3 separate regions of the Mus musculus genome follow, and all the other regions are linked to region 3. The links are chromatin loops, found by intact Hi-C in ENCODE. Cell type or tissue: heart. All regions are shown on one strand. Region 1 overlaps Gad2 (glutamic acid decarboxylase 2). Region 2 has its middle 16 kb from the start of Apbb1ip. Region 3 overlaps Apbb1ip (amyloid beta (A4) precursor protein-binding, family B, member 1 interacting protein).

The links. Peaks named below come from ENCODE experiments on the same cell type or tissue, not always from the same donor. Only the 100,000 strongest peaks of a DNase experiment are listed, where the experiment ranks them.
Region 1: a loop joins it to region 3, with 3 times the contacts of the local background. A loop is called at or near these places in 8 of 42 quality-filtered maps.
Region 2: a loop joins it to region 3, with 8 times the contacts of the local background. A loop is called at or near these places in 37 of 42 quality-filtered maps.

Annotation. Positions count from the first base shown.
Region 1 is chr2:22,629,979-22,637,978 of GRCm38, forward strand. Gad2 (glutamic acid decarboxylase 2) reads left to right here. Exons shown (of 16, transcript NM_008078.2): 6 at 1-82; 7 at 4,952-5,067. Among named protein-coding and RNA genes, the nearest start is that of Gad2, 12 kb to the left of the region's middle. In heart, a CTCF peak has its summit at 4,951 (motif pointing right); no DNase peak of the experiment used is centred here.
Region 2 is chr2:22,754,578-22,762,577 of GRCm38, forward strand. It overlaps a transcript of Apbb1ip not described here. Among named protein-coding and RNA genes, the nearest start is that of Apbb1ip, 16 kb to the right of the region's middle. In heart, a CTCF peak has its summit at 4,205 (motif pointing right); no DNase peak of the experiment used is centred here.
Region 3 is chr2:22,861,414-22,869,413 of GRCm38, forward strand. Apbb1ip (amyloid beta (A4) precursor protein-binding, family B, member 1 interacting protein) reads left to right here. Exons shown (of 14, transcript NM_019456.2): 11 at 5,480-5,578; 12 at 6,222-6,336. Among named protein-coding and RNA genes, the nearest start is that of Gm52503, 28 kb to the right of the region's middle. In heart, a CTCF peak has its summit at 3,436 (motif pointing left); no DNase peak of the experiment used is centred here.

The sequences.
Region 1 (8,000 bases), 230 kb before region 3:
CTGCTAGAATATGTTACACTAAAGAAAATGAGAGAAATCATTGGCTGGCCCGGGGGCTCTGGCGATGGAATCTTTTCTCCTGGTATATATATTTCATTTTTTTCCTCTGTTTTGTTCTTCTGGTATGCTATGTTATAAACATCTATTCTGTGTTTATGAGCAGGTCACTTAAGCTGCATTTATGAAAATAATGAGTGTGGCTTAGTCCATTGAACACACTTTGGAGTTTCCTAATCCCATGCTTAAATGCCAGTTACTTGTGCTCAGCAGAATATAGTCTAACATGATATCGCCCTGTACTTCTACCATGACCATGCATATAACATGTATGGATAGTGCTGTTCAAAAGAATACTAATAAGTAAATTCACCCTTGCTGCATTTCTCGGAATGGGTGAAATGAAAGCATCAATTAACACAACACTCAGTGTGCGAAGGTGTGTACCGAGCTACATTCCCTCCGGAGAGCCCATTCCCTCTTTTCTCTAGTCCCTGGAAAAATGAGCAGGGAAGTGGATTTAGACTAATTTCAAGGAGGGCAAGGAGTGTGTGGAAAGGTGGTTTCTTAGAGCTAGAAGAAAATTCTGATTTCTTTGAGGTATTTTCTCTCCTCTTTACCATGCCACCCTATCTTTTCCATTTTGCCTTTGATTACCAGCCACTGCATGCTAAAGCTCTGTTATTTACACTTCTCCAAGCCCAGAAAATCAACATGAAGCAAAATGCTGTGATCTTGACTTGATTCCTAGATGAAAAGGTAAGGCAAAGGAATAAGTCACTGAGCCATGGAAAAGAAGCCTAGTGTCAGAGCAGAGCGGTACCTAACCAGTGAGAGGAAGCCAGTCTTCAGTAAGCTGTTATGGATGGGTGGCAAAAGAGAGACCAGAGTTACCCCTGCAGCTACCAGGCACAGCCAGACACAGCCGGGCTGGATTCAGATCCCTCTTAAGCAAGCCTGCAAAGGCAGTGAGAGATGAGAGGGCCTGAAGATGAAACAATGACCAAGCAGCAGTGACCTCAGGACAAGACTTATATACGTCTGCCTAACCATCTCACCATGTTGTTTCATGTACTTAAGTACATAGCATGTTTTTTTCAGATTCTAAAGGGAAAAGTGTTAGTTAAATGGAACAGAAAATTAGCCTTTAAAAGCAGTCATTGAACACTAGTTGTGATGGATTCTTTCATTTTCTAGGCAATTTAGTACTTATTCTCCTTTCCTGCTAAGTTTGTGGATTTGTCTTTATTGTCTGATATTGATGCTTAGAACATATTTTCATGTAGAACTAGGTACAGTTACGAGGGTTACAATGTCAACATCATTTCTACCTTATTCATTCTCTTACAGGGTTGATTGTAGGATTGAGTTGTTCTTAAGATGTACCAAGAGCAACATCATGGTTCAGTTTTCATAGCTCACAGAAGTAGGAATCTATTGACTATGAAATTTTTACTAGTCTAAATAGGGGACATGCCTAATTATCTAGCTTGTCTTGGCACCTACCTATATGACCCAGAAAACATACACCCCAAGAAATCCTCATTGTTGGTTCTGCTAGGTTCTGTATGACATAATGGATGGTGGCAAATCAGTGGAAGCTATGGAGCTTCTTCCTTTGAGTCTGAAGACTCATATGTTCTAACCATGGTGTAAAAGCCATAGATGTAGTGTTATATTGTAATATATAATATATATAATATATTCCAAAGTTGGAGAGGAGAGCAACAGAAAACAATGTAGGTCTGTTTCCGATCAACTTCCTACAAGAAGAGTGATGGTATATAGCATCCTTAGTTGCTAGTAAAAGTTGTACTAGGTAACAGCAAGCCTTGCTCCTAGATTAAGGAGTTGAATGATTCAAGGAACAGGAACAGAAAAAGTAGGTTCACACGCGAGTCTTGGTTTCCTCTGGTCCTGGGAATCAATCTTCAGAGTTGGATCTTTGACTCGGACACAATGCTTAATTTGTTTCGACTGTTGTTCAGTTCTGTTCATCCACACCACAAACACCCAGGAACTTGATCCTTTCCGAAATTGCCTCATGATTCCTGGAAGAATTCTGTATATGAGCTTTACCTACACTTGCAGAGAGCACTCTAATCTTTGGCAGGTCAAAAAGGATAAGGCCTGAGGGAGAAAAGGCCTGCCTTAGTCTCGGTTCTTTTCCTAATGTAATCATTAGAGGCTGTAGGACTTGGGCATCTCTTTTCATCTTCATGTAGTTTTGCACAAATCCCATCATCATCCTCAGAGCTACAAAGCCTTTTAGCTGTAGGATGACAGAGATGGGAAATGAGGAGCAAGAGACCAGGATTGAAAGCTTCTTGAATAATTACACATGAAGAGTGCTTTCTTTGTTTATATTCCCCTTCCTTCTCTAACCCTCCATCCCCCACCACCACCCACCACCCTCCACTCACCAACCAACCCCCACCAGACTGAGAAATGTATCGAGAGCATCAGTTCTCAACTAGGGAGCCAGTATTGCCCTCCCAAAAGAACAACTGGAATGTATTGATATTTTGGGTTGTTAGCGGCTTGAGAGAAAACACTGTTCTCAACTGGAATCCATGAATGAGGCTAACTACCCAACATTACTTAAGGCAATCCTCTTTAAGGAATTCTGCAGCTCAACATATCAGTGAATGCTAAGACTGAGAAATCATAAGCTAGAGTGAAACTTGCTCAAAAGCTTTCCTTTGAGTTCAGCATCACACAGTCTGTCCTGGGCATCTGATCCAAACATACTTGATCTGTTTTCTACTATCCTGAATCTCTAGGACCTAACAGGGTAGCAACTGCCTGCATTCTGACTGTACAGATGCCAATGGCTGGTTGGTGGCTTTGTACCCAGTGCCCTGCCTGTATTAGAGCCCAGGGCTCATAAGGCAAAGGTCCTCATAAGGCCCTGCATAGGCTCTTCAACTTGGCAGAGCCTGCCTGATCCTCAACTAGAAGAAAGGACTGATCAGACCATCCGTGAAGTAATCCCAAGAGTTTCGTTCTTGGAGTGGGGCAGAGAGAGAACACTTTGCCTTCTGGTTTCATCTAAGCCAGCCTATTCAGTGCCTTCATAGTTCCTAGAGAGCAAAAGTTCTAAGGTTCTGAAGAGTTCTGCAGAAAGTTTCATTGCTTGTGAAGTGAGACCCTTCTTACAGAGCAGAGTAAAACTTAGTCATATAAAACCTTGACAGTCTTGGAGAAATACAAGAAATATAATTCTACATGTAGCTGAAGTCAGCAGCATTTCATTAATGAATGCAATTGTATCTCAGGACTATCTCTGAGAGAAAGAACTTTTAGACGGAATCAACAGAGGATGGGGAGATGGGTGTGGATGTTTATCCCACATCCTACAGGAACCATTAGCAGGCTGCAGAATAAAGAGTAGCTTACCTGTCTCAATCCAAGGTCAAGACATTGCTGGAAATGAAAAGAAATAACTATTTGCCACCATCATAATATAAGGATTTTACAGGCCTAACATTGAGTGGCTATACACATAAACTAGAGAGAAAAGAAAGAAAAAAATCTTTTTTTCAAAAGTCTCTTCTAGGTGAATATAGTGGTACATACATGAATCTCAACATTTGCAAGGCTGAGACAGAAGAATCATGAGTTCAAAGCCAGCCTGTGCTATATGATAAGACTTTTATTCCCCTTGAAGTCTCTCTCCCTGCTCCCTCTCCTTCTTTGTCTCCCTCTCTGTCTTTCTGTCTCTCCAGGGTGTCTGTAGTTCTGGCTGTTGTGGTACTCACTGTGTAGCCCAGACCCACCTTGAGTGCGAGCACCACCACACTCAGCATGTAAAGTGCTTCTCTTACTGTAGTTGAGGCCCAGTTTGCTTTCCTGATCCCTCTTAGCTGTATCTTTAATCTGAGAATAGACTTTATAGGAGCTAGAAGGGTTTCCCTGGAAGTTAGGCCAGTGCTTCCTCCATTTTCCTGCTCGTGACTCCTTTTTTACCTGCGAAGTTTGTAGTCTACCTGGGTGGCTAGACATATAAATAATCATACATATAAAACATTCACTGATAATAAGTCTTAAACCTTATTTTAAATTCTTTATGTATGATACCTTTGGACTTATTAAAGACAAACATGAATTTGCAAAATAATGAGATAAATATGTTTAGTTTGCAGAAATAATCAAACCTTAGGTGTTTACTTGATACTACACCATGCAAAGGTGTCACCACTTTTAGAGTTACTCCTTATTTTGATTTTATAATAATCAGTGCATTATAATGCCACATTGCATCCATATTCAATATCAAATGGCAGAAATATATTTAGGGTCATTTTAGGAATCGTTGAAAATTTTGTCTGAGTTCAAAACCAATATTCATTCATCAGTTATTTATGAACTCATGTCAGCAACTCAAACAGCAACTTTAAAATCAAACATTCTAATATAATACCATCCAAATATGTACCAGTTAAGCCAAATAATGGAGAAATAGTAATCTTTGTTTTCTATAATTAAGCCATTAAATTTCTGTAACAGCAGACATTTTGTATGTACAGTAAAATGCATTGCTACTCATAACATACAATAATCTCATAACTGACATTTTAGGCAGCATTGGCATTGCATGCCATGATGCAGAGGGCAAAGTGAGCATGATGTGTGTTTAGAACCAAGGTTACAGTGGCATTGTGTGATGTGACATGAACTGTTGAACACTGTCAGAAACATCCCAGATATGGATGATATATGGTTGATTTTGAAATAATTTTTGGTTCTGGTGTGTTCAGAAACATTTTACTGTTCACGACTTTTCAGACTCTTCTCCCCACCAAATTAAGTTATATGCTCTCATGTTGGGCTGTGACCCACGGTTCAAGCAATTGACCTATTCTCTAGGTCAGTGGAAATCCCAAGTGCTGCTTGCATGAGAAGTGTTTGTTGATAGAGAATGGGAAACAGTAACTGTTTTTGTGCCCTCTAGGTGGCGCCATCTCCAACATGTATGCCATGCTCATTGCCCGCTATAAGATGTTTCCAGAAGTCAAGGAGAAGGGGATGGCAGCAGTGCCCAGGCTCATCGCGTTCACATCAGAGCATGTATGTGTTTATGTTCTTTTGAGCATAAGATCGTATCAAAGGGCCCAATTGAATGAATAACGCCCGGAAATGCCTTTTCTCTGGATGTCCTCTTTCCAGGAAACATATCTTGAGAGAATGAGGGGAAAGTTGAGTTGAGCTGAGCTGTCCGTTGGGATATGCTCCTTATCTCTGAAATCCAGGGAAACGTCAAAGATAAAGCAGAATTTATATATTTTATTTTAACGAATTATTTTTAATTATGTGTATATCTGTCTATGGGTATGTGCACATGAATACTGCTACTTACAGAGGCCAGAGACCACCCTGGAACTTGTGAGCCACCTGATATGTACGGAAACTTGAACTCTAGTTCTCTGCAAGAGCAGTACCTGGATCTCTAACCACTGAGATGTCTCTCCAATGCCAAAGCAGAATATATTTCATTCCAGATCCCATTCTCCATGTGTCTGTAATACTGTATGATGAGGGATAGGAGCAAAAGAAACGGCAGTGTGACGTTCAAGTCTTCCAAATCACTGATGCAGTGCTTTATATAATCCAAACTCTACAAGGCCCCGTTGGACTCCTGGTTAAAGCTGGGGTTTTAGGGATTAGATAGTGTCTTAGTCAGGGTTTCTATTCCTGCACAAACTTCATGACGAAGAAGCAGTTGGGGAGGAAAGGGTTTATTCAGCTTACATTTCCACACTGCTGTTATCACCAAAGAAAGTCAGGACTGGAACTCAAGCAGGTCAGGAAGCAGAAGCTGATGCAGAGGCCATGGAGGGGTGTTCTTTACTGGCTTGCTTCCTCTGGCTTGCTCAGACTGCTCTCTTATAGAACCAAGACTACCAGCCCAGAGATGGCACCACCCACAAGGGGACCTCCCCTCTTGATCACTAGTTAAGAAAATGCCTTACAGATGGATCTCGTGGAGGCATTTCCCCCAACTGAAGCTCCTTTCTCTGTGATAACTCCAGCTGTGTCAAGTTGACACAAAAATAGTCAGTACAGATAGTTTCAACCCTTGTGGTGCCTTTAGCCATTTAACTGGAAGCTGCCTGACTTCACTTAGTACTGTATTAGTTATGCTTTAGCACAAAGCAGTCTAGGGAAAGACTTAATCTCCCTCCTGGTTTCAGACAATTCAGTCCATTGTGGTAAGAAGGAAAGTGGAGCAGAGCAGTCACATCATGATGAGCCAGGAAGCAGAGATCGACAAGCTTTCTCCTCTCTGCTTTTGCTCTGTACCCACTTCCAGTACATGGACTAGTGTTCCCCACTACAGGATGGTCTCGCTCCCCTCAGTTGATCATCTCTGGAAACACTCTTATTGTCACACTTAGAAATGCTATGCTCCTCATTCTAAATCTAGTCAAATCACCAATGAAGATTAGACATCACCAGTACCTTAAGGAAATGACATAGGGGTCTTTTCTCTCTGATCTTTGAGCCAGATCTCTGCCATGCACTGGTTCCTGCCTACCAGGGTACTAGCTAGACAGAAGCTAAGAAGTCTGGTCTTCTTTGTTATAGATAGCATAGTATAGAACTTAATGCTCCTCCTGTGCCCTTCAAAGAGTACATACTACCCCTTCTGCTACCATGTAGGCATGAAAACAATGTTCCAATTGGTTCATATAACAAACAGCTCTTGCTGTGCACAGCAACAAAGGAGCAACTCTGCAGTAACCTATCCAACACCGTAAGACTAAGTGTTGCCAACCCAAGCCTCATGATTTGACCCATATCAGGAGTTGACTTCTATTTAATTAAAGGTTCTATATGGGTAAAATAACCATAATCTTTCATGTCCCCATTTCCCTGATGTAGATTCAGATCCCTAAATAGTTACATAGTTCTGTATGTCAGCTTCAAACTGCCCAATACTACAGCTTCAAAATGGTTTTACATTAGACATCCTTTTCTTTGGCTCTCTAAAGTTGCTCCAGCAGCAAGCCACCCTATGCTCTCTGCCTTTGGAATTAGCTTTTGAGCCTCACACTTGATAAAGTGTTTTAAAAAGCTCAGAGCTTATGCATGCTCTCAGACTGCTTTTGTAATACTTTTTTTGTATTATAAAATTGAAGTCCATTCTTTCATTTCTAAAAGAAAGAAAAGCAACTCATCTGTTTAATTCTCCATTCACATAAATTAAAATGATAATTTTATTATGAACCTTACCTAGTATACCAACTGTCTCTGGCTATAGAATTTCCATTTTGACACATGTATTCTTTTTTAATGTATAATATGTCTGATTATTCTTTGACAGTCCAAAAGTACTTCAACAAGTAATGAGAATAAACCTATTTGTTTTTTCATAAACATGGCAAGTGTGAATATACACAGAAGAACTGGTGCAGACTCATACAGACCCTGTGTATGCTGCCTCAGTCCCTCTGAATTCATATGACCTTTGCTCATGTTGATTTAGAGGGCCTTATCTTCTTGGTGTCTTATATTCTTTCCACCCCATCTTCCACAGAGCTCACTGAGTCTTGCAGGGGGGGATTTGTTGGAGATATTCTATTTAGGGCTGAGTGTTCCAAGGTCTCTGACTCTTTGCATAGTGTCTGGCTATGAGTCTCTGTGTTTGTCCCCTGATCCATGAGGATAGCAGCATAGTATTAGGAGCCATTTCAAAAATGGCTCATCAAAAAGAGGTAGCAATATATGAGTAATATTTGGTTTTACCCTAGGTCTCTAGGCTATCTAGTCTCAGATCCTTGGTGACTCAAGCAGTGATGGGTATGGGTTCCATCTTGTGGAATGGGCTTTAAGTCAAATTAAGCATTTGTTGGTTACTCCCACAATCTGTGCCACCATTGCCCTAGCATAACATAGTCAGGAAACCATTGCAGATCAATGTGTTTTGGATAAGTTGGTTTTTACTTTTCTCTTCTAGTAGCATCTTTCATGCCAAAAATACTGGAACATAGGGGTGAAGG
Region 2 (8,000 bases), 110 kb before region 3:
TTTGTGAACATTGTCTTTAGACCATAAAACTTATTCCTATGAACCTTTGTACTTTCTCTAACCGACTTCTGTGTAATCTTAGAGCTAGGCCCATCCTGACACTCACAGTCAATATGCTTACTTCAGTCAAGCTCCCTAGATCCTAAGAGTCTGGTAATATTGAAATATACTCAGTTGGAAGCCACTCCATAATAAGCTAGTTCCCACAGTATTAAATACATAAAAAAATGAAGTGCTATATTAAAGCTACTAAGAAACCAAGTGTAGTAGTGAACACCTTTATTCCAGCATTCAAGAGGCATAAGCTTGTAAATCTCTGTTCAAAGTTCCAAGTTCTAAGCTACCCTGGTCTACATAGCAAGTTCCAAACCATCCAGGGTTACATAGTAAAGCCTATCCAGAGAAATAGTAATTATGACTTAGTAATTAGTAATCATGACTTATAAATAAAGATTCTGTGAAGGAACCCTACTACAAACACATCTTATATTCCTATTTTAAAACTTTACAGTTTTAGTGACTTCAACGTTCACATAATGAGTTTGCTCTTGTTTTCTTGCCAATGGGAACGATGGTAGACATGCTGCCTCTTAGAGTAAATCCCACACAGGACCAAAGGCATCAGCTGCAGTGAGCTTAAGAATCGGCCTCATGGTGTCATGAGTTGTGGAGGTGATGCTACCCTTTGCCCCTTCCCACCTTTGGCATTCTGGAGAGCTGGACCCTGGAGTCATGAGAGGAGGTCAGCTGGCCCTACCCCTCAATGACTCAGGAACTATGCTGGCCCTGGTGGAGGAGGTGAAAGGTGGGAAGGACAGAGGTTTGAAGGGCAGGGGAGTGTTGAGGAGGGTGGAGATGGGGTTTGGGAGTGAGGGAGCAGAAAGTGGAAGGATTAGCCCCACCACTCTCCTGGCTCTGAGGTGATATCGGTGCAAGGTGGGGAGGGGTTGACCACCCCCTCACTTCTGCAGCCATCTATGGTAGTTGGGAGAGCTGGCCCCCTGCACTTCGACAGGGCAACACGGTGGAGTTGGCCTTGATGGTGAAGGCACAGGTGAGCCAGCCCCTTACAGTTGCAGCACTTGGGAGAGTGGGCACGCCCTTGACTGGGCAGCAGAGTGGAACTGACTCTGGAGGCATGGGTCTAGCCTAAGCAGTGCGAGAGAGTCACCTGGCTGTTATGGATAAGGGAACAAGCTAACCAGCTCAGCTATCACCCAGGCCCAGATCCAGCGCTCTGAGTTGGCCTACCCCAACGTCTATATCATATGAGAATGGTTGGGACATGTGATAGGGCCTGCTGATCCAAAGCTGCAGGATCTCCATGACACAGGGTAACAACAGAATAACTGGGAGGAATCTCAGTGAGGATCCATATTGATGATGTCACAGAAGCCAGAGATATGGAACCAGACCAATGACTGACTGCAATGAACATTGGCAAGTGAAGATGTGTGGGGAGAGAGGTATATACTGTGGGACACACTGTGACATACCACAGCTTCTATGATGAGATGTTGTCTATGCTTTGTTGTTGGTGGTGGTGGTGGTCGTGGTGGTCTTATGTGTGTGTGTGTTTTTATTAGGGGGGAGATTGTAAGGGGAGGGCAGAGATGAGGGGATAGGGAGATGAGCAGGACTGGAGTGTATTATGTGAAACTCACAAAGAATCAATAAGAATTTAAAAAATCAGCTTCACAGATCAGAAGCCCCATCTGCCTGCCCCTCAACTCCAACTCAAGGCTGCAGTCACACACAGACTCTCTCTTTCTCATCTGTTGGGAACTAAAATGGGGGCCTTGGGGAAGAGGGGGGAGGAAAAACCCATGCCCCGCCAGAGTTTTACCTAGTCTCTGATCTGTCAGGCATGGGAGAGAGAGCTACCATACACTTTCCACTCAGCCCTGGGTGGGCATTCAAGCCTCTGACCCACTCTTCAGGGGGTGGTCAAGGGGCAGCCCTACCTACTCCTGAGCTACTTTGCAAAAGCCACCAGGGTTATAGGAGAGAGGGATGAGGGAAGAGAGGTTCCCAACACTGACAAGAGTGAGTGCAGCGGATCTTGGTGAGCAGAGACTCTCTATGGTTTTAGAGCTTTATTATAGAAATGCAGGGGTAAAGACAGAAGAGAGAGAGAGAGAGAGAGAGAGAGAGAGAGAGAGAGAGAGAGAGGAGAGAGGAGAGAGGAGAGAGGGGGAGGGGGAGAGGGAGGGGGAGAGGGAGAGAGAGGGGAAGAGGGAGAGAGGGGAAGAGAGAGGGGAAGAGAGGGGGAGAGGGGAAGAGAGAGCAGGAGAGTGGGGAGAGGGGGAGAGGAGGAAGGGGAGAGGGGGAAGAGGAGAGGGAAAAAGGGAGAGGGGAGAGGGGGAGAGAGAGGGAGAGAGGGGGAGAGAGGGAGGGGGAGAGGGGGAAGGGGAAAGGGGGAAAGGGAGGGAGAGAGGGGGAGAGGGGGAGAGAAGAGAGAGGGGGAGAGGGGGAGAGAGAAGGGGAGGAAAGAAAGGTAGAGGAAACTTCTGTAGATGCTTTATAAAAAAATTAAGATTAACCCATATGCAATTCTAAGACCTTCAGCAGATGCATAAACGTGCAGCTGGTATGAAGACCCTATTAGTATACATTTCCTGTGAATTCACATCTCTGAAAAAATTCAACTTATAAGTCAGGCACCTTAAAATATTAATAGTAATAACTAAACGTAGAATAGTTATAACAGTGTTATGTAACAAAATTACCACTAGTGTACTTTGAGGTCATTGTTAGTAAAAATGAAGGTTACCTGAACACAAGCAGAGTGATGCTGCAACAGTTGACCTAATAACCAACATGGCTGCTCAGTGATTAGGCGGTGTACACCTGCCCGTTGTTCATCCATTGTTCATGGATGTGTTGAACAAAGGCTCTACTCCCAAGAGGGAAGCAGAGGAAACGACCTATTAATGTTCAAAGGGAGTGACAGGTCACCTGGACATAAAGATGATACTTTGAGAGAGATGGAGGGGAAGGGGAAGGAAGCTAAACTTTGCTCCACTGTCTTAGGGTTTTTTATTCCTGCACAAATATCATGACCAAGAAGCAAGTTGGGGAGGAAATGGTTTATTCAGCTTACACTTCCGTACTACTGTTCATCACCAAAGGAAGTCAGGACTGGAACTCAGGCAGGTCAGGAAGCAGGAGCTGATGCAGAGGCCATGGAGGGATGTTACTTACTGTCTTGCTTCCCCTGGCTTGCTCAGCCTGCTCTCTTATAAAACTAAGACTACTAGACCAGAGATGGCACCATCCATAAGGGACCTTTTCCCCTTGATCACTAATTGAGAAAATGCCTTACAGCTGGATCTCATGGAGGCATTTCCTCAACTGAAGCTCCTTTCTCTGTGATAACTCCAGCTGTGTCAAGTTGACACAAAACTAGCCAGTACACTCTACTCAAGTGGCTCCTCACCTGGAACCTTAAAAGGTGGGGTCTCATTCAAATGACAAGCCAAGTAGCCTGGATGAAGAGACTGACAGTCCCACCCTCAGGCCAAACCTGTAGCTCACACAAATGTCCAAATACAGTAAGTTTTGGAGGACAGTGATTCCTCTAGCAAAGGGATGATCAACTGTGATGATGAATTCCATCTTGTCCCTGGCTATGACACAGAGTGAATGCGGGAGTGCAGTCTTAAAGAGGATCTACATTATGGAGCAATCCCAAATTAAGGAGCCTGAATTCAACTTGCCACATCCCTTGGGGAGGAGGTCTGCACAGCCCTGGGATGCATTTGGAAAAGCAAAAGGAACAAATGCCAGAGGCTCAGTTCAGGATGTGAAGTATATAGGGCAATGCACCTCTCCTAGTGGTAGAAGCGGACCTCCTCAACTGGAAGAAGTCTAGCGTTTGACAGCTCTTCATCTGTTGAAGCCACCTATCTGCTGTGAGGTTCTCTGCAGTACAGTGTAAACACCCGGAAGCTCCCATGGGGTGCTTTTCCTCCACAGACATATCTATTCACCACCCCATTAGCAGGATGACTAATGTTTAGGGGATTTTGAAAATATTAAGACAGGTCTGCCTTATACAGATTCGGTTGCTTGGTCAACTCCCAATGCATTAAGAGATACCCCTACTCCCCAAGTTAGAACTGGGATATGAACTATCCCAGGAGAGTTAGAAGGACATGGCTGACCACAAACTGCAAAACTAAATGTGACCAGCAGAGGTCACGAGTATGCAAAGACGAGATGCTACTAAAGGGAGCACAGCTCTGGTGAACTGGGAAAAATAGAGTACAGGACCAATAAATAAACCCACAGAGCAGTAGCTGGCTAATCTTTGACAAGAGTATGAAAATCATACACTGGAAAAGAAGACAGCCTCTTCTTTACATTACATGTGAGACCATAACATGTATAGAAAGAAACACTTCAAAATACCAGCACAGGAGAGGACGTTATGAAAAGGGCCCCATTAATACTGGAAATAATAATCCATGAATTGACAAATGGGAACGCTTGGAATTATAAAGCCTCTGCCCCACAAAGGAATCTGTCACCAATGTGAAGACAGCCTGCATAGGTGCTGGTAGGGGAACACTTGCTAACTGTGCACATCAAATAGAGGACTGAAATCTAGACTACCTATGGGGCTGTAAAACTTAAAACCAAGAGACAAATCGTCTAATCGGTACATGGCAAGATGAACTGCCTAGGCAGTATCAGAAAAATAAATGCAAATGGCCAATAAATATTCAAAAATGCTTGCAGCAATCGGTGCCAGATCAATTGCTCTAAATCCTATATCTGAAGTACGTGGTGTCTTCAACAATAGAATCTTCCCTTCGGGTTCTAGAATGAACCAAGGGCATAAGCAATAGCCTTCATTGTTTGGAGATGAATTGCATTCACTTGACCAACCACTAGAAGAAAAATTTTCCATTAAAACCTACTATCGCCTAAAACTCTCCTAAACCAGTATAATTTCTAACTCCATTCTAAAACCTTATCCTTATATCCATGGATAAAGGCAGCTCTTGTCCCTCTTCAAAAAATAGTTTTTATTTTTCCTACAATAGATGGAGACTACTACAGAAATCCTAAAGTAGCCAAACTGCAAAGAATAGTGTGTGTGTGTGTGTGTGTATGTATGTGTATATATATATGAATGATGCATCACATAAGAAGGTGGGGGAAAGACTGTAAAGGCAGAGGGACAGAATATCTGCTGAGAGATGGTGCCTTAAATCTACAAAGGAAAGCTGCACTCAGGAATTATAGGTTCAAAGATATGTTTACCTAAACAAGACCTGCTTGGTGACAATACCATAGGACATGCCAACACAGATGGGGGGGGGGGTCTCATTCCTAAATGAAAAGTTACAGGCAGTAACAGTCAGTCTTCTCCAAGAGTGAGTCACTGATAGGTTACCCACTTGCGAGTGGCTATCCCTAAACGCATGTACATACAAGCAACACCAAACAGACTCAGCAGGTTACATATTACAAATAGAATAATTAAGGCAAGGCCATGAACTTAAGAGAGAGTAGTGGTGGGGATATGGGATGAGTTGGAGGAGGGAGGAGTGACTACTGTACTAATGTATAAAATTCTCAAATAAATAAAATGTTTTTCTTAAAAAAAAAAAAAAGAGTTCTTAGCCTTAAATGCTCAGTGATTCTTTATGTGTTGTAAAAATTGGCCCAGAAAAGAAAGTTTCTTGTTCAAAAGAAATTACCAATCAGGAATAGTACTTAACAGCAATTGAAAATTAAAAGCTTCTGTCTGATAAAAAAAAGGAAGGGAGGGAGGGAGGGAGGGAGGGAGGGAGGGAGGGAGGAAGGAAGGAAGGAAGGAAGGAAGGAAGGAAGGAAGGAAGGAAGGAAGGAAGGAAGGTAGGAAGAAAGGAAGGGATGGAAAGCTGCCCCAATGCCTAGCCGTTGGGGAAATGTAAATTAAAACTAATTTTGGATTCTAGCTCATTCCAGTCAGAATAATCATCATCTAGAGAAAACAGACAACAGATCCTGGTGTGGGTGTGGGAAAGGAGTCTTTTACACGGTTAGGAAATGCAGCTCCTAGGGAAATCAGGACAGAGTTTAAAAACACAACCCTGGTGCCAGAACTGTCATAAAACCCAGCTGTATCACTCAGCAATATCTTCCCAAAGAACTATAAATCAATATACTGCAGAGACATTTATGTATTTATTTTATAGCTGCATCAATGGGTAAAGAAATATGTTATAAGTACAAAATAAAAGTTTATTTAGCTGTAAAGAAAGACAAAATTTGCAGAAAAATAAATGTTAATTACTATGTTATGCACAATAAGCCAGACTCAGAAAGACAAACACTGCAGATTTCATCTCCTATGCAGATTTAAGTGTGTGTGTGTGTGTGTGTGTGTGTGTGTGTGTGTGTGTGTGTGTGTGTGTGAAAAGAGAGAGAGAAAGAGAGGTAAGTAGAAAGAGAACATGGAAGGGAAAGAGCTTTAAGAGTGGAAGGCATAAAGGGGAGGGTAGTTGGGATATATATGATATGAAAGCAGAAAGAGACTATCTCGTGTGGGGGCGACCAGAAAGAGGGCACTGGGGGAGATAGCAGTAGGGGAGGGAAGTAAATATAGTATAATATTTCTATCTCTATCTCTCTCGTACACACACACACACACACACACATACACACACTGTCAACTCAAAATGGTTAAATACCTTAATTTCAGACCTGAAGACACTGGCCAAAACCTTTATCAGCTTTGTCATCTCCCATGCAAATGCACTCGTCCCACACGTTTGCAAAGTTCTTCCCTGAATCATTTCCTTCCCTCTCGGCTGATACTATGTGTGGGGGTAGAGGACGGTGAAAGGCTAAGGCCCTGCTCTTGGCCTTGAAGTATCAGGAAAGTAGAGGCACATTCATCAGGCCAGTGAGCTCACCCCCTCAACAGGAAGCACTCTGGGACTGTCTGGGACTGTCCCTGGTCATTCTATATGTCTGTCTCTGGGAAATGGACTCTCACCCACAGAGAAGCCAGTACCAAGTTGATGTGTGTCTACCGTCTACTAAGGGGGAGTTCTTGCACATTCCAAGAGCTCATTTCATCTTTACTGTCTTCCTTCAAGTTGGGTCAGTCACCTGCATTAATTAAAGAAATCAGCCAGACAATCAGATAACTCAACTCAGGTTTTTTTGGCTTTCGTGCTTCGATAACCAAGCAGAGGCCATCTTTTCTGTCTTCTTTGTCTTTGTCCATTCATTTTCACTTTTGGTCTGGATTCCTCCTGGTACCTGACATGGGGGCTAGTTTCCCAGGTTGTGGTACCAGGGATTGGTTCCTAAATGCCTTTTCCTTCCTAGGTACACCATCCAAGTATAAGGCCTTTGAGCTGCACCTGAAGAAGTCTCCTGCTTAGTACATCATGACTTCCATCGCCTCCTCTGTCATATTTGTCACATCTGTTCGTCATTGGTTTCCAATTGTGCTCATCATCATCATGGGTTTTCTCCCCTCTGCCATCAAGGAACCCCAGATTAGGTCTCTGAAAATCCTTCTGGTTATTCGTGGTCTCAAGGTTAAGACTCACGACCTGGACCAATTTTTGGAGGAGACTGCTATATTGGCTCCCTGGATATCCCCAGAGAACATGTGGGACCCTGACCTCTGGATGTGTGTTCTCTTCCTTGCCTAAAAGCACGAGATAGAGTCTGGAATTATCCCTCCATTATTCTTTGTCTTCATCCTCCTTGCAGTCATCACCAGTCTTAAGAATTCTTTCGCAGAGGAAGTAGTGGCTGCCCCTAACAAACACTGCCAGAATCAGGTTAATATTCACCTTTCCATTACTGACCCCACCCCCACTTACTCTGGGCAAGCAGGTTGATTTTATCGATGAGAGCTCCAGTCTTCAGGCACCAAGTCAGCTGCTGCCCAAGGTCCCTTGCTCACTAGCCCTTCTGCTCTGGCCATATAGGAGGTACCACCAGCTTACCCCCCAATGTGATGTAGGGGGACTTTCATGTTACTC
Region 3 (8,000 bases):
TCCTGGGTAGCATGAGATCATGTCTTAAAAAGGAACAAAGAAAAAAAGCTGAGTTACTTCCTGAAAAGTCTGGAGCCATCTGTTCTATGCCTTTCCCCAGGATTCTGGAAGTTTCCAACAGCCCTCGAATTCCTTGTCTTGAAGCTACATGACACTAGTCCCCTTGTTCATCAGCGCACGGTCATCATTGTCACTGTGTGTGCCTGCATCTATTTCTCTTCATCTTCTTGTAAGGAAGGAGAGTCATAGGATTTAGGACATATACCAGTTCAATATAACTTCATCTTAACCTGACATCTACAAACTTGCTTCATACACAGTGAGGTGGCATTTACTTTTCAGCGGACACAGATCTGTAATAGCCACGTGCTTTACCAAGCTCTGAACAGAGAGATCAGCCTCAGATCCCTTCATCTTCCAATCCTTGAAGCAGCAGTCCTGATTTTCTATCAGCGTCTTCCTTACTCCTTCCTTTGTCTGGTCATCCTTAAGTTCATCATCTAGGTCAACCTCAGCATCATTGCAGTTTTAAAATATCAGTAACACCAGAGCCTAGAAACAGTCCTGCCTCAGCTCCTTTCCACCTTAGATTCTGCCTCTTTCCAAACCTTCCATGGAATTTATTGACATTCTCCAAACATTCTAACACTCATTCAATATGATTTTTCAGTCTTTTTCAAACTTTTATTATGAAATCACAGAATAACCACACTTTTGTTGGCATTTGTCTCTGCGTTCCATCTTTTTACATGCCTGGGGGTTATATTGTCAACTCCCAGGGCTTAAACAAAAGAGGATTTTATTCTAATTTTTATCCTGATGTTACCTTTACCCCAAGTCAAGTTGTTTAACCTTGTCTGATGCTCTCTTTCCTCATTTGTGAGTTTAGAGGACATTAGGATCCCCTTTAGCAAGAATGTTCTGCAATGGCCTTGACATTACACACTCAGAGCTTCTATTATTCAAGATCAGAGACAAGGATCACGAGGAAGATTCCAGCTGGTTGGCATTGATTTTGTGTTTTCTTTAAGCCCTTTTGTAAGTAATTTCTCAATCAAAGGCTGAGTTATACAGAAGTAAGTAAGGTGAGGTGACCAAGGCTAGCATTGTGACAGGCTCTGAGACTTTGTCACAGAGCCCGAAGAACCTCTGAAGTGTGAACTTGGTGTCAACCAGATAGCTCACCTCAGAACCACGAAGTTAGAGGATTGGAAGAAATGTAGTGGCCCTTTATTTTATATTAAAAGCCACCTGATTTCTGGGTACAACCACGTTTTCCTGTAGTTAGGTGAATAACATACTTAAATAGTTCACTGTGCTTCTTAAGTGGAGTGGACACCTCGACACAAATAACTGGTGCACTTTGCACAGTTTGCTTGACTCCTATGATATGCACAAAACCCAAAAAATGGAATATTTAATATTAAGAGTAAACTAAAGGTAACAATATCAAATTTCTAAATATCTCTGAAGGAAAAATTAGACACTTTCTTCTTCGTGATTTTACTGATTTTTACATGTCTGTAGTATCTATGTAAATGTATGTGTATACATGTGTGCAAGTACACACAAATAGAGGTCAGAAGAGGACATCTGACATCTTCTTCTAAGACTCTATGTCTATTGCATTAAAACAGGGTCTCTTCCTAAACCTGAACCTCAGTTCTCAGTTAGGTAGAAGCCAGTAAACCCCACCCGACTCGGAGCTGGAATACCCAGCTTGTTATGGGGGTGCTGGGATCCAAACACTGGTAGTTTTCATGACTGAAGAGCAAACCCTATCAGTTGTTGAGCCATTCCCTCGAGCTCACCCTGTGCTTTCATAGGAAGAATTTAAATATTAATTACTGGCCAATGTCCTGCTCACATGTTAGTCAGAGCAGAGACTCTGTTGTAAGTCGGGCATCTGAGGTCCTGGTACTGAACGGTGAGCCCTTGATTTGGTTTTGCAGATTTCTTTGTTGAGGATGCTGCAGACATCTACAGAACGTCACATTCTAGCTACCAAGTGCCTGATTCACACTTGAACACTCTGACGTTTAGGTTACTCAATGCTATTGGACCACACTACTTGGTTTGATTGATGTTTCCAATGTCAAGATCCCCTTTAGAACGTGATTATTGGCGTAAGGTTTACAGTACTGAAATCTGAGAACTTCTTTTTTTTTTTTTTTTGTTATCACCTGATTCCTTTTTATTTTATTTTTTTAAATTTTTTATTAGATATTTTCTTCATTTACATTTCAAATGCTATCCCAAAAGTCCCCTATACCCTCCCCCAGCCCTGCTCCCCTACCCACCCACTCCCACTTCTTGGCCCTGGCATTCCCCTGTACTGGGGCATATAAAGTTCCCAATACCAAGGGGCCTTTCTTCCCAATGATGGCCGACTAGACCATCTTCTGCTACATATGCAGCTAGAGACACGAGCTCTGGGGGTACTGGTTAGTTCGTGTTGTTGTTCCACCTATAGGGTTGCAGACCCCTTCAGCTCCTTGGGTACTTTCTCTAGCTCCTCCATTGGGGGCTCTGTGTTCCATCCTGTAGAGCATCCACTTCTGTATTTGCTAGGCACTGGCATAGCCTCACAGGAGATATATCAGGGCCCTTTCAGCAAAATCTTGCTTGCATATGCAGTAGTGTCTGCATTTGGTGGCTGATTATGGGGCAGTCTCTAGATGGTCCATCCCTTCGTCTTAGCTCCAAACTTTGTCTCTACAATTCCTTCCATGGACATTTTATTCCCTATTCTAGGGAGGAATGAAGTATCCACCCATTGGTCTTCCTTCTTCTTGATTTTCTTGTGTTTTGTAAATTGTATCTTGGGTATTCTAGGTTTCTGGGCTAATATCATGACAAGTATCAGTGAGTGCATATCAAATGACTTCTTTTGTGATTGGGTTACCTCACTCAGGATGATATCCTCCAGATACACCCATTTGCCCAAGAATTTCATAAATTCATTGTTTTTAATAGTTGAGTAGTACTCCAAAGTGTAAATGTACCACATTTTCTGGATCCATTCCTCTGTTGAGGGACATTTGGGTTCTTTCCAGCTCTGGCTATTATAAATAAGGCTGCTATATGTATCAAAAGATGGCCTAGTCGGCCATCACTGGAAAGAGAGGCACATTGGACTTGCAAACTTTATATGCCCCAGTACAGGGGAATGCCAGGGCCAAAAAGGGGGAGTGGGAGGGTAGGGGAGTGGGGGGTGGGGGGTAATGGGGGACTTTTGGGATAGCATTGGAAATGTAAATGAGGAAAATACCTAATTAAAAATTTAAATAAATAAATAGATAGATAAGGCTGCTTTGAACATAGTGGAGCATGTGTCCTTATTACCAGTTGGAACATCTTCTGGGTATATGCCCAGGAGAGGAACAACACAGTGTGGGGCAGCCATCCAAAAGTGTTTGCCGCCATCTCCTGGCGCAACTGGAGAACTACAGCAACAGTCTGCATACTGGTTGGCGTCGTCAGGAAAGAGGAATCTAAGAGGGACAATCAAGGAACTAGCTGGCTTCCAGGCCAGGCTGATGCAAATTCCGAGTCAGTAAAGGAAGCAATCCAATTAAAAGGGTCAACTTTTCTCAGTTGCTAGAAAAGACCACAGACAGGAATCCTTTACATTTTCTGTTGTTTTATTCCTGTAGTATCTTTAAAATACAGTGCTGTCTTCAATGACTCAATATAAACTCAGAAATTCTAGTGGATAAAGAAATAAACAGGAAGCTCTCCAAATATCAATTTTTATCATTTTTAAACACAGAAATAAATAAATTTAGAAATAACTAAAGCCCTTGCAGACTATGTGTCTTGCAGAGGATCGATGTGGGACACAACAAGCACAAAGCTTGCAGGGAAACCACACCATATGCTCTCCCTCATATTCCAGCATATTAAAGGCATAGCTCAAAAGCTCAGATCACCTTTGACGATTAACTACTTTCCTAAAGGTCAGTGAGTTTGCTCAATGCAAGTGGAAGCTCTATGAAGCACCGTAGAGAGGGATTGTGGCTTCAGCCCGTTTCTGCCAATGGAAGCCTCCTAGATCTCCTGATAGCTCTGATCTTTAGTGCCACTAGTTTATGCTCAGACTAGCAAGGCCAACCTGAGCTTCATAAGGCTGCTCTAAGGAAACACAAACACATACACGCACACACACGCACGTGCATACACACACACACAAAAACAGTTGTTTTAGTTGGTATTTTTTTATACAATAAAATGTAATCGAAGTTACAATGGCCCATGAAAATTGACATCACACACATTTCAGATCCTAGGTTTGGTTACCAGCCTCTGACCCAATGACTTCAACTTTTCTGATATAAGAGTAAATACTATGCTTATTTATATATTTAAAAAATTATTTTGACACCCAGATTAAGGTTCTACTACATGCCAGGCATGTGCTAAGCACCAGGGATCTTCCAAAAAAAATAATACAGGCAAAGTTCCCATCTGATAGAGAGCTGAATATGTAAAAGCCAAACAGAAACAAAAGCTACAGGGACTAGAGAATCCAGAAACAGAGTTGCAATCTTTTTGTGTCTGCCACATCAGTGTTCTCTTGTAAACTCCTGGGGGCCTATATAACCCCTGTACACACACTGTTGATGGCCACTTAAGGACAGATAGAAACACTCTGAATGCCATCATGCCTGCAGAGGATGTGCCCAAGTGGATGTGAAACCACCATTAGGAAAGAGCGATAGATCATTGCAAAACTCTGTATTCTTGTTGAAAGAAATGACACCTGGACTAAATTTTGGCACAAATAAAACTAATTTTATAAGCACCAGTTTTGTAACGTAAAATGCCTACTAGGTAAGCCCCTTATATGATAGAGAGGCAACCTGATTTCCAATGAGGAACAGACATATAAAATATATAACGGATTTCAGCATTTAGAAGGGAGAAATACAATTATTACTGACATATAAGAAGTCCTTATGGTTAAAGCATATAACAGGCTCCTTAAATCTGATCAGAGTTGGGCCTCTTTCTTAATAGTGCTGGGGGGTGAACCCAGGGCCTCACAGATGATAGGCAAGTATGCTGCCACTGAACTATACACCCAGCCTTTTCAGTACCTTTTACTTTTGAGGTAGGGTCTCATTACATTTCTCAAGCAGATCTCAACCTGGTGGTCCTCCTATCTCAGACACCTCTCTAGTAGCTGAGGTTGCAGACTTGTGCTGTGGGGCTGCCAGTTTAGCAGTTCTTAAAAGCTGGGTATGCTAACATGTGATCTCAGCTATCAGGAAGACTAAATTGGAAAATCATGAGTTCAAGGCCATCCTGGGCTTCATAATGACACCTCGGCTCTTCCTGATCCTAAAACTGCCTTTGCCACCATCTCAGTAAATCATATATATTGTCATAGTTTTTCTTTGAGTTTTTTTTTCAAACAGTGGTTTGGGCTCTTAATAAATTGCATCTATTAATTGTCTTCAAAACTGCTTCTTTGTAGCATCCTCAAATTCAGAAGGAATCTCAATATATCAAGTATCTCTGCTGTGATGACGCAAGAACTCTCAGTCAATGGGTAATGGGAATAAGGATCGCCAAGGTGAGTATGTGCTCACCTTCATGTGTTCTTGGGCCAGCCAAGAAGCTTGTTAACTAAGGCCAACGTTTCAGCATTTCTGGGTACAGATGTTATCTCGTCTATTTGTTCTTGATTTCTTTCTACCCATCAGTAAGTGGAGTCATTCACTTACTGCCATACAAGCACACACCTGTCCTCTGGCAAGAGAATCAGAGTTGACTTTAAAAAAAAAAAACAACTGTTCATATTCACAGGGAGAATTGCAAACACAGGTGTGCAGATAAGAAACTCGAGACCAGGCCAAAGGTCTGTGCCTTAATGGTAAAGCACTTGCCTAGCATGTGTGGGGTCCTGAGTTCCATCTCACCATAGAAAGTGGAGAGAGCAAACGAAGCCGATTAACTCAACAGTTACATGATCAGAATTTTGTGATTGGCATTTTGTGGCTATCCCTGTCCTCTAGTGTGTAGATGGGAGAATTTGCTAATTTTGCTAATCTAGAGAATTATTTAACATTTGAAAGAGCAATCAATGAAATATACCCCCAAAATGCAACTTGGATGAGAATAATGGCACCTTTTTTTCTTCCAATATGTATCTTGCAGTTGAGTGCAAAATTTAAATAAATGGATTCCTTCTTTTCTTCTCTGTATTCCCTCCTTAGTATGGGAAGACTCTCTATGATAACTATCAGCGGGCTGTGGCAAGAGCTGGACTTGCCTCTCGGTGGACAAACCTGGGGACTGTTGGTACACCGATGCCAGCTCAGCCTTCTACAGGTAAAAGCAGAGAAAACACTCATGTTCACACATCAACAAAACCGGAGCCTAGCTCCAGTCTCCAGGTTACACCCAAACAAGACCAGTGTCTCCAAGTTATTCCTCCAACAAACCTGCACCCCCAGGTTACAAGCCCTCCCCCTGCCTAATGACCACCAATACAGAGTGAAGCAGAAATTAAGTTTATGATATACTCGCAGCACCAGCCAATTATGTTAAAGGCCATAGTAACTTTCCAGTTAGATGCTTGCACACTCACTTATAGCCTTCTATAAAGTCTTGTCTGGTAGATCATCCGTGCTCCTTCTCCACCAAACCATCCTGTGTGATGGTGGTGTGCTGAGGGACCCAAGCTAGCTCAAAGAGAATAAAGGCCCTACTGTGATTTCATAAGATCAGCTCCTGTCTGTTTTTTAGGGGGATTGCTAACATTTCCCTGACACTACAATCCTTGTGTCTAGGTTGTCTACCGGTGACTTTTCACAAAGCTTTGGCCACTTTTTCACAATAAATCCATAAATAATGTGATGATCATGATTTTAGGGTGGGCTAAAAGGAGGTGTGCTTTATCAAAAAACAAATATCATATAAATATATTATATATAAATATAATGCAAGGTGCCTTAGTGTCAAGCAGGATACTCAGAAGATATCTGATCATGCCCTGCTGTCTTCCCGCAGTGACAGGATGGCTAGAGTCTCATGCCCCATGCCAGGCATTACATGTTAAGGCATAAAACCTTGTCTTGTTGGTATTTTTAAGAAGACCAGCCACTAAGGTTAGGTACCCAGTGAGCTTTCTGCTTTACATAGAGAACTGCCCTTTGGTATCTGAGACCAATTCTAGGAAGCCCATTAGCACTCTACAAGTACTGTTATACTGTAGTGTTTAGTACAAAACAACAAAGAAAAACCTGCATGTGTTCAATAAAAGCCACTTATTTTCAAAGGTCAGTGGTTGATTGAATCATCGATACAAAACGTACAGGTTGTAACTGTTCCACAGCATGTAGATTACAATCCCCCATTTCATAGCTCAAGGAACTAAACATGGGAGGAGGTAGCATGGAATATAGATAGAAGCTAGTATCTGATATACAGCAATACAATTCAAACTAACAATGAACCATGAACACACACACACACAAACGTTAGGTGCATGTAATTCTACCATGTGCTTATTTGTTTTCTTAACACAGAAAATTAAATGTTGGCTGGATAGTTGACTGCAGGGCATAGAACATCTTCAGTGTTTCTTAGAGCTGATCCATATTCTGATTTTGTAGTCATTGTTGCTAAGAACACCACTTTTTGCACAAATACATAGTGTAAAAATTGACAGGAGTATGACTATGGCTGTTTTAGAAACCACTGGAAATTCTGTTCTAATCTCAAGTTAAGATCCTTCTAATCATTTCATGAACCAAGTCAGCAACTCAAACAGCAATTTTTAATATTATTTTTTATCCTGAGAATTTCATACATGTATACAATGAAACCTGGTGATATTATGTCCCATAATTCCCTCCCCATCCCCCATCTCCCATCCCCCACCCCCCGTGAATCCCCTCTCAATTCAGATACTCTTTTTTTTTTTTTTTTTTTTTTTTTTTTTTTTTTTTTTTTTTTGGTGAGACATTAAGTCTAACTAGTGCTTTCTTTGT